Regions from separate parts of the Homo sapiens genome. Here region 2 is linked to region 1. The links are chromatin contacts, found by Hi-C or POLR2A ChIA-PET in ENCODE. All regions are on one chromosome and are shown on one strand. Each heading gives the region's core, a stretch centred on a gene start or an enhancer-like site at or near the end of the contact. The rest is flanking DNA. Distances are from core to core; before and after follow the strand shown.

Region 1 (4,022 bases), core at 538-3,037:
CTTTGAAAAATAAGGCCTATAGAATAGAATCCAATTCTCTAAATATGGTTGAACCAGGGAGGAAAAGCTGTGGACAATCAGTTTTTATTAATGTAGCTCGTGATTACATTAGCTCTTTTGGTAGACATTTCTCCTGCAGTTGATCTGATTATCACTTCTTCAGAAAGTTTCTCTTTTATGTCTTTCCATACAAACCTATGCAGTATTCTATTACACAGAGATTTGTAATCATTTATTGTCTTTTTCTCTCACATGGCTCTGAGCAATTTGAAAGCAAAGTCTATGTTGTTTATTTTCACTGCAACTTCAGTGTCTAAAACAATGTCTGGATACTAGAAATATACAGCATACATTTGCTGAATTACATAAATGAATAGAATTGTTTTGAAAGTTAAAATGTTTACAAATAAACAGTTATTATTATGCTTCTGCATGTATATGGGGCAATTTTATGGCTGTTCTGAATTATCTTAAACTCTGTCTGGTGGAGTGTATTCTTGAGGAACAATTTCAAGTAAGCAGCTTGAAGATAGTTGCAAATGCATAGGAGGTCTTTGGAAGAATTATTTTATGTTCAAACCAATATGAGATAGTTTTATGTCTCAGTGTTGGCCAGAAAAAAAATTTGAATAATACGACTATATCAAATTTATGTGCTAATTATTTATGACTCTGCCTGTTGGGAGGGAGGAGGGGTAAGGAGGGATGGAAGGAGAGAAAGGGGGAGAGAGAGAAAGAAAGAGAGAGAGGGATATGAACGGAGAAGGGCAAGTGAGGAAAGGGTGAGAAGAAAGATAAAAATGTACAAAAAAGGTTAGGTCCCTTTGAAGGGCTAATAGAGGGGACCAACTGGGAAATGGATTATAGAGCACAGAATTATTAGATTAAGGAACCCTTGTTATTAAACATGATCTAGCTCTTCTTCACGTAGCCAGGAAAGCTTTCACAGATCAGGTAATATTTGAGTTTAGCCTCAAAGAAGGAAGGGGAAGTGGTCTTTTTGGCAGAGAAGAAGGGCAATTCATATGACTAATTTAATTGTTACTTTTTAGCTTTCCAAAGTTCAGTTTTTTATTGAGGTTTTCATTCTCTTCGTGACTGAAACCAACTCCCCTGAGTGGAAAACATTTCTTTTATGTTCTAGAGTGAGGAGATGACACCTAGACTGAAGTAGCAGCAGTAATGAGCTGACAGCCTCACATCTACTTTTGGTGTGCCGTGAATAAGCCATATGATCTTAGGCAAGTCCCTTACTCTTTCCAGGCCAAACAGGTTGGCCTACATAATCTTCTCTGTTCCCGTCCGCTTCTAAGAATTTGTGAGTCTTTGGAACAATATACTGGACCCTGGTATTAAGGGGATTTTTACATTTCAGTGCTAGAAATTGTCTTTCCCTGTCCTCCCACCGCTCCCTTGCCCTTTTTCTACTTCCCCATCTTACCGTAGTCCTGGGGGACTCCTTTTGTCCCCCAAGGAGTAAAATTACAGTCAAGGCCAAGGAAGCATTTTTATTCACTTTCTAACTGGAGTTTGCCTCCTACAAAGGAGGCTGGTCCTTTAACAAAAAAAAAAAATAGAGCAGGGCAAGAGGGCGCGGCCAAGGGATCAGGCTTTTATCCGGGAAAGTTACCCGAAGGCCAGCTATATGGCATCCTGGGATTTGCAGTTCCTTTTCGGGACTCTCTCCCTTGGTAATTCCTTGATCATGAGGCCGAGATGGACTACAACTCCCAGAGGGCCAAGCGGCGGCAGCGGGGTCCTGTACTCTTGCTGTGGCTGGGCGGCTAGTTCAAGTTGCCATAGCTGCGAGTCTGGGGAGAGCACAGTCGGTTGAGTCGCTGCGTTTGGTCAGTTGCACCTTCTGGGTCACTGGTAGCCGCGGGAGCCGGGTGGGGCCTAGGCGATGATCCGGCATTAAGGAGCTGGGATCATCCTCCGTCTCAGGTACCTGCCCCCACCTCCCCCTTGCCCTTTTTCGACCACTTCCCCGTCTTACTGTAGACGTTTTAGTCCCACTTCCCCTCGTCCCAGGGGTGGGGACCTCAGAGCGGCGCGGGATCTGGGGTGGGGCCGTGGATGGGTGGAGTGTGTGCAGAGGTGAGGGGAGACGGCGCGCCTGTCATCCCGAGGCCTCCCTCCCTCGGCAGGGGTGTCCGCGGTCAGGTCCTGGCCAGGTTACCCAGCGAATCTGGACTACATTGTCCTTCCTTTGGGAGCAGCTTGCTCTACCGCTAGCATCTGTGAAGCTTTAAGGGACAGGAGATTGGACTCATTCGGTAGGTCCTCCAGAGGACCGTCTGACATTTGCTTGCCTGTCCTGCAAGCAAATTTGATTTTTTTTTTAATACCTGTTTTGTAGTCACAGAAAGCGTGCTACTCTCGGGAACGCTTTATTAGTGACCTCTCTTTCCCGTGCCATCATAGGATTTGCTCCAGCCTTAGCTGTTAGCAGTCCCTTAATTGAATTATTTCGTAAAAATACCTGACATTGAATCCCAGCTGCATCTTTTATTGGTTTGATGGAGCCAATCTGTTATGTAGGCGTCTGGTAAAACTTTACCATTAATTGCAGCATTGATTTGAGTATTATGTAAAGTATCTAGCACAGTGCCTGGCACCCTGCAAGTGCTCAGCATTTGTTGTTTATTTTTTATTAATTATGCAGATTAGTGTTGTCTAATACAAATACAGTGTGAGCCACTCAGGTGAATTTAAATTTTGTAGTACCCACATTAAAAAAGTAAAAAGAAACTGGTGAAATTAAATAATAGTTTATTTAGCGCAATATAGAAAAATGTTTTCAATGGAGTAAATATAAAACTTATTGAGATTTTTACTTTTTTTTTTTTGAGGAGTCTGGCTCTGTCGCCCAGGCTGGACTGCAGTGGCGCGGTCTGGGCTCACTGCAACCTCCACCTCTTGGGTTCAAGCGATTCTCCTGTCTCAGCCTCCGGAGTAGCTGGGATTACAGGCACTCGCCACCATGCCTGGCTGTACATTAAAAAAAAAAATATTTTAAGTCATCAAAATCTCTTGTGTATTTTACATGTATAGCACATGTCAGTTTGACCTGGCAAGAGCTAGAGCTCAGTAGCCATGTGTCTAGTGACTGCTGTACTGGACAGCACTAGAGATAAGGTTAAAACTTTGGCAGTTTCACATTGGCACACATAAATTTGGTTGTGCCTATGACTCATTTCATGGGTGATGGTGGCTGTTTTGTTAGAAGAGTGAAGTGTGCACTGTGCCTATGTTCTCTCAGCGTATCTTGTCTGCCATTGCATAACCTGGGTCTCTTTGAACTGTTTCTTGACAGTTTATTTTGATTAACTTTTTCAGAATACCTTTTTTTTTTCTTGAAATGGTTTATAGATGTATTCCCAGATCTACCTTTTATGTAGACAACTCCCAGTTCTCTGGATCACTTCCTGTGGATTCTTACAGATTGCTTTGAAAGCAGTCACAATTAATTGAAAATATTTCTGTCCACAGCTCTTTTCTACAACCAAAGGCATTTTATTCTTATTTATTTAATTGTAGCACTGAGTATGGGAAGAACTGGGCATCTTATAAAATATTTCCTTTAGGAGTGTTAGACTGGCTTGGAAGTATAATTGGGTCACCACATTCAGCAGTAACATGTTAACTGTATTACCTGACTTAGTTACCAACTTTTAGACATGCTCATACATAGTACTTTTTGGCTAGACTTGGGCTGCGGTTCACACTGGAGCATGAACTCTCTGGCAAGCCCCAGGGATGCCCAGGCATGGATGGAAGTCACCAGTGACAATATGTGGGCTGGGCACTTGGATGTGAAGAATTGTAGTGAGGTCTCTTGGGCTTTTGAATCATTCTAGGAGCATTTTCTCTATTCTGTGTTATGCCATAGTCTGTACATAGGGACTTAATTTTCATATTTCATTATTTAAAAATGTTTAAAGTTGTAGGTATGTCTTACCCCCTTGTTTTGTTTATTTGTAGGTGGTTTGGGGAAAGTGTAGGGGCAACCAAAGATCATC
Region 2 (4,588 bases), core at 473-2,972, 300 kb after region 1:
TGAGAGCCCTTTTATAGTAGCTTGAAGAATTAATAGAAAATGAGACAGTCAAAATAATATTTGAATGAAGTAGTATTCACCCATTATTAATAGATCATGAACTTTTTATTTTGTTTGTTTGTTTTAGCAATAATGATGATGGATTAAAAAATAGTTTTCCCTTTATCTCTGGTTTGGTCCTACCTATCACTAATGACATATTTTATGTGCTAGAAAAGAAAGATGAGAGTGTGTCCTATATACCTGATTCAGACTTATTTGTGTTTTGATCTAGCTAGCTGAACTAACTAATCACAGAGAGATCTTTCACATTTACAATAAGTTCCATTACTGAATATTCTTTCAAAGTAAAATAATAAGAATTTTTCCATATTCCAGAGGATGAAAGTTTGAGACAATGCTTTGTTATTCTGGTTACTATAAATTTCATTCAGTGAGTGCTTTCTTTGGTCTCAGTTCATGGAAAAGTCACTTTCTATAAGAAAGAATTTGATTATGTGTTATTTGCCTTTGTTTTTGGAGAGACTGCGTTTAACTTGGTTGTTTGTTCTTCAAATTTGACAGCATGAAATAATTGCTAGTCAACCTTCTTACTCCTTCATCAAAACAAACTGTTGCTCCATTTAAGATTATAGTTCTGCTCAAAGGAGTGGGGAAGTTTGAATTATCTCCTCAATTTCTCTTTTTTACCCCACAAGGTAAAGACTAGTCATCACAGAAAGAGGGTAATCAGCTGTTTCTAAGATGTACAAACTAAGAATATGATTTTCAATAATGTGTTAATTTTAGACAAATTATATTAGAATAACAGGATTTGGGTGGTCCACAGATTTCATTATAAGGGATCTAACAAATGTCAACAATAAACATATTTAAGAAGGTCATAGAATACTTTATTGTCTTTTAATTATAGTAAAGACAATGAGTTTACTTCAGGCACACATTGCTGGGGAGAATTCCAGTGGTCTTAAATTTTTATTTTACTCTTCTTCCACACCCCTCATTTGGATCATATGTAAATACCCGCCTTGTTCTCAGTAGAACATATTGGTGTTTCTTGTTTCAGCAATTCTCTTTTGGTAACTTATCCCATATGTTTGTTAGCCTTTGCATAAAATTGTTTTGTCTGAACTCAGCTTCTGAGCTACATCTTGTATGTATCTGCTAGAATGAGGATTATCTGAATTATTTTTGTATAATAGCTTCACAATCAAACATTTTAGTTATTTGAAAGTAAAATGAATTTGAATCTCATTTGTGGAAATAGAATAAAGAATATAATATTAATACAGATTTTTTTTGGTTAAATACCATTTTTTAAGTTAGTTCACTCCACCGTTGATTTGTTATTGCTTAACATTGTATTAAGCAATGTATGTCTGAAACATAATAATGCAAATATTAGACAGGGAGCTGCATTCCATAATTTATTCTTCTCATCTCAACTTTCAATACTTCCTTGTAACCAAATGAAAGAAAAAGACTTCTTTTTTTAACCTAAGTGGTTTCGTAATGAGTCATTGACTTCTAAAACCTAATAAAGGGGCTACTGGAGTTGAAATTCTGAGTCTTGATCAAATTCAGAGATAGTATTTGAAATGTTAGGAGCTACCATTTTAATGACCTGTGTTCAGACTACTTAGTCAACTGATGGCAATAGAAAGATTTAGGCATTTCCTTATATTCAGTGATTCACCCAATAAACATTTACTGAATTCCTACTATATGCTAGTCACTGCCCCTACCGTGTTGGAATTCGCTGTCTCATTGTAGAAGGGTAAAAGACATCGTATATAAAAAATAAATCAGGTGGTATGAAAAGTGTTCTAGAGTAGAATACAGTACGGTAAGAAAGTAGAGGGATGAGGGGTCAGCAAAGTCCTCTCTGATAAGTTGACAATGGAGCAAGCATCTGAAGGAAGTGAACTACAGAGCCCTACGCACATCGGGGGAAGAGCATTCCAGGTCCTCTGTGCCCATAGATTGGGCTTCGTGCACAGTTTGAGGGACACCAGGAAAAATTAAACACAGCATTGCTTCTTTGGGATAATAAGAAAAATATACCAGTGGGTTTACAAGTCCCAGATTGCAAAATTATATAACATGTATTATCTTTGCACACAGATGGGAGAGTTTTACGTGGCCTAAAGTATTCAGAGAATGCTTTATGAAAGAAATGACACTTGGAGGAACTATACGATTTGGCCATTCATTGTTCTTTATTTAGTAAACATTTATTGAAATATGAAGAGAAGGAAGAAGGGCATTCCAGAAAGGAAAGAGATGATTAGAAATCCAAAGGAGAGTGTATTCGTTTAGTTCCTGTGGCTGTGGTAACAAATTATCAAAAACATATTGGCTTAAAAGAACAGAAATGTATCCTGTCGTAGGTTTTGGAGGCCAGAAGTCTGAAGTCAGTTTTGCTGAGCCAAAATCAAAGTGTCAGCAGGACCTGACTCCCTCTGAAAACCCTAAGGGAGAACCCTTTTCTTGCCTCTTCCAGCATCTGGTGACTGCTGGCATTTCTTGACTTGTGGCCACGTCTACATACGCCCCTCTCTTGTTACACTGTGTTCTTTTCTGTGTCTCATCTCTCTCTCTTTTTCTTTTATAAGGACACTTGGGATGACATATGGTGCCCAACTGGATAATCCAGGATAACCTCATTTCAAGGACCTTAATTTAATCACATCTGCAAAGATGTTACTGATAGGATAACATTCACAGGTTTCACGGTTTAAGACCTGGTCTCTTTTTAGGGGCACCATTCAGTTTTTATAAAGAAGATAAGCATATTTAAGTAATACAGTGATTTATCTGATAAAAATGTAAGAGTTCTTATCCGGAGTAGTTTCTTTATGCATTTAGAAACTATTTACTGAGTGTCTGCAATGGATACATTGGTAGGCAAAAAAGCAAACGCAGCCCTTAACTTTATAGAATTTATAAATGAGATGAAAATTGAGAAAATGAGATGGATTGAATTCTCCTTTCAAGGTCTCATCTTTTTTCTGTCCTTGCATCTCCTTCTCTGGCTCTTCTGCTTCTCTTTTCTACTTTTAAGGATTTTCCTGATTACATTAGGTCATCCTCGGTAATCCAGGACAAATTGCCATATCTGGAGGTCAACTGATTCACAACCTTAATATCCCCTTGCATAACATGGCTCCAGGGATATGGGTATCTTTGGGGGCCAAAATTCTGCTTACCATGGGTAGAATGGACCATGTTAAAAATTTTAGTTTTATTCTAAGAGCTCTGATTGCAGGGTTTTAAGCAGGCTGGGAATACATGGACAGATTTGTATTTTCTTTTCTTTTTTTTTTTTTTAAAGACGGAGTTTCGCTCTTGATGTCCAGGCTGGAGTACAATGGCCCGATCTTGGCTCACCACAACCTCCGCCTCCTGGGTTCAAGCGATTCTCCTGCCTTAGCCTTCCTAGTAGCTGGGATTACAGGCATGTGCCACCACGCCTGGCTAATTTTGTATTTTTAGTAGAGACAGGGTTTCTCCACGTTGGTCAGGCTGGTCTCGAACTCCCGACCTCAGGTGATCTGCCCGTGTTGGCCTCCCAAAGTGCTGGGATTACAGGTGTGAGCCACCGTGCCTGGCCAAATTTGTATTTTCAATGGAAAATTCAGTAATGTGGAGAAGAGTTGGGGGGAAAAATGGAAATGGGGAGGCCATTTAGGAGACTAATTCCAGTCCCAGGAAGAATATAATATTAGCTGGGGACAATAGTAATGGAAATGGTGAGAAACATCTTGATTTGAGAGTTTAAATCTGAGGAAACTTGTGATAGATTAGAGATGAGGGGTTCATCTCTAATTCTCTGGTGCAAAACCAAAAGACTGTGTGGTGCCATTGCTGGCAGAGAGAAAACTAGAAGAGGAACAGATTTTAGGGGGAGAATAACATGTGTTTCTGCAAAGCCTGGAGGCAACAATAGTAGAAGAAAAAAAAGCAGGAAAATGAGAGGCATTTTGAGCTGCATAACTGACTGTATTTGAGAAACAGAGGAGAATCTTTAGACTATCTAAATAGGTTGTATCTTTATGCTATAGAACAACTTGTCTTCCTAAAGAACTATGATGTTGAGTGAGCGCAGGGAATGAATTTTAGGCTAGGGGGCAGTAGTCTCACTTATTTATAAGTTTTACTAAGTCATTAGGTTTCTAACATTCCATGCAACTATTTAGCAAATAGTCACTGACTACCATGTATGCAAACAGCTCCCATTCTGTGGAGTAATATCAAAAAAGCATAAGATGCAGTCATAGCCATAGAATATTTCAGAAAACAAGTGAACAAATAAGTAGCAATAAGTACACTTGAGTATCCCTGAACCAAAATGCTTGGGACCAGAAGCGTTTCAGATTTGGGATTTTTTAAAAATTGGATTTTGGAATATTTGCATATACATAATGAGAAATCTCAGGGATGGGACCCAAATCTAAACACAAAATTCATTTATGTTTCATATACACCTTATACACATAGCCTGAAGATAGCTGTATTTTTCCCTTGAGGACACTGAATAAACTGTGTGTTGTGCACCTGCATTTTGACTGCAGCCTATCACGAAGTC

The links. Hi-C counts contacts between places; a loop is a spot of excess contacts on that map. ChIA-PET counts read pairs that join two places held with the same protein, here RNA polymerase II (POLR2A). Pooled maps may share reads with other maps.
Region 2: a loop to region 1 is called in a pooled map, with 2.0 times the contacts of the local background. The contact joins the enhancer-like site here to the promoter of CEP128 in region 1. A Hi-C loop is called at or near these places in 2 of 37 single-sample maps with no recorded cell type and 4 of 50 pooled maps. POLR2A ChIA-PET finds 5 or more read pairs at or near these places in 1 of 52 experiments (BJ).

The regions. Positions count from the first base shown.
Region 1 is chr14:80,939,503-80,943,524 of GRCh38, reverse strand. It overlaps CEP128 (centrosomal protein 128), which reads left to right and starts at 1,787. Exons shown (of 25, transcript NM_152446.5): 1 at 1,787-1,944; 2 at 3,985-4,022. RefSeq lists enhancers at 1,493-1,572, 1,873-1,952.
Region 2 is chr14:80,635,830-80,640,417 of GRCh38, reverse strand. The region is part of intron 19 of CEP128 (centrosomal protein 128); the gene reads left to right. Among named protein-coding and RNA genes, the nearest start is that of CEP128, 300 kb to the left of the region's middle. RefSeq lists an enhancer at 1,732-1,901. Within about 2 kb of position 1,722, at least 5 of the 41 ENCODE cell types and tissues checked have a DNase peak (open chromatin) inside an H3K27ac peak, as active enhancers do.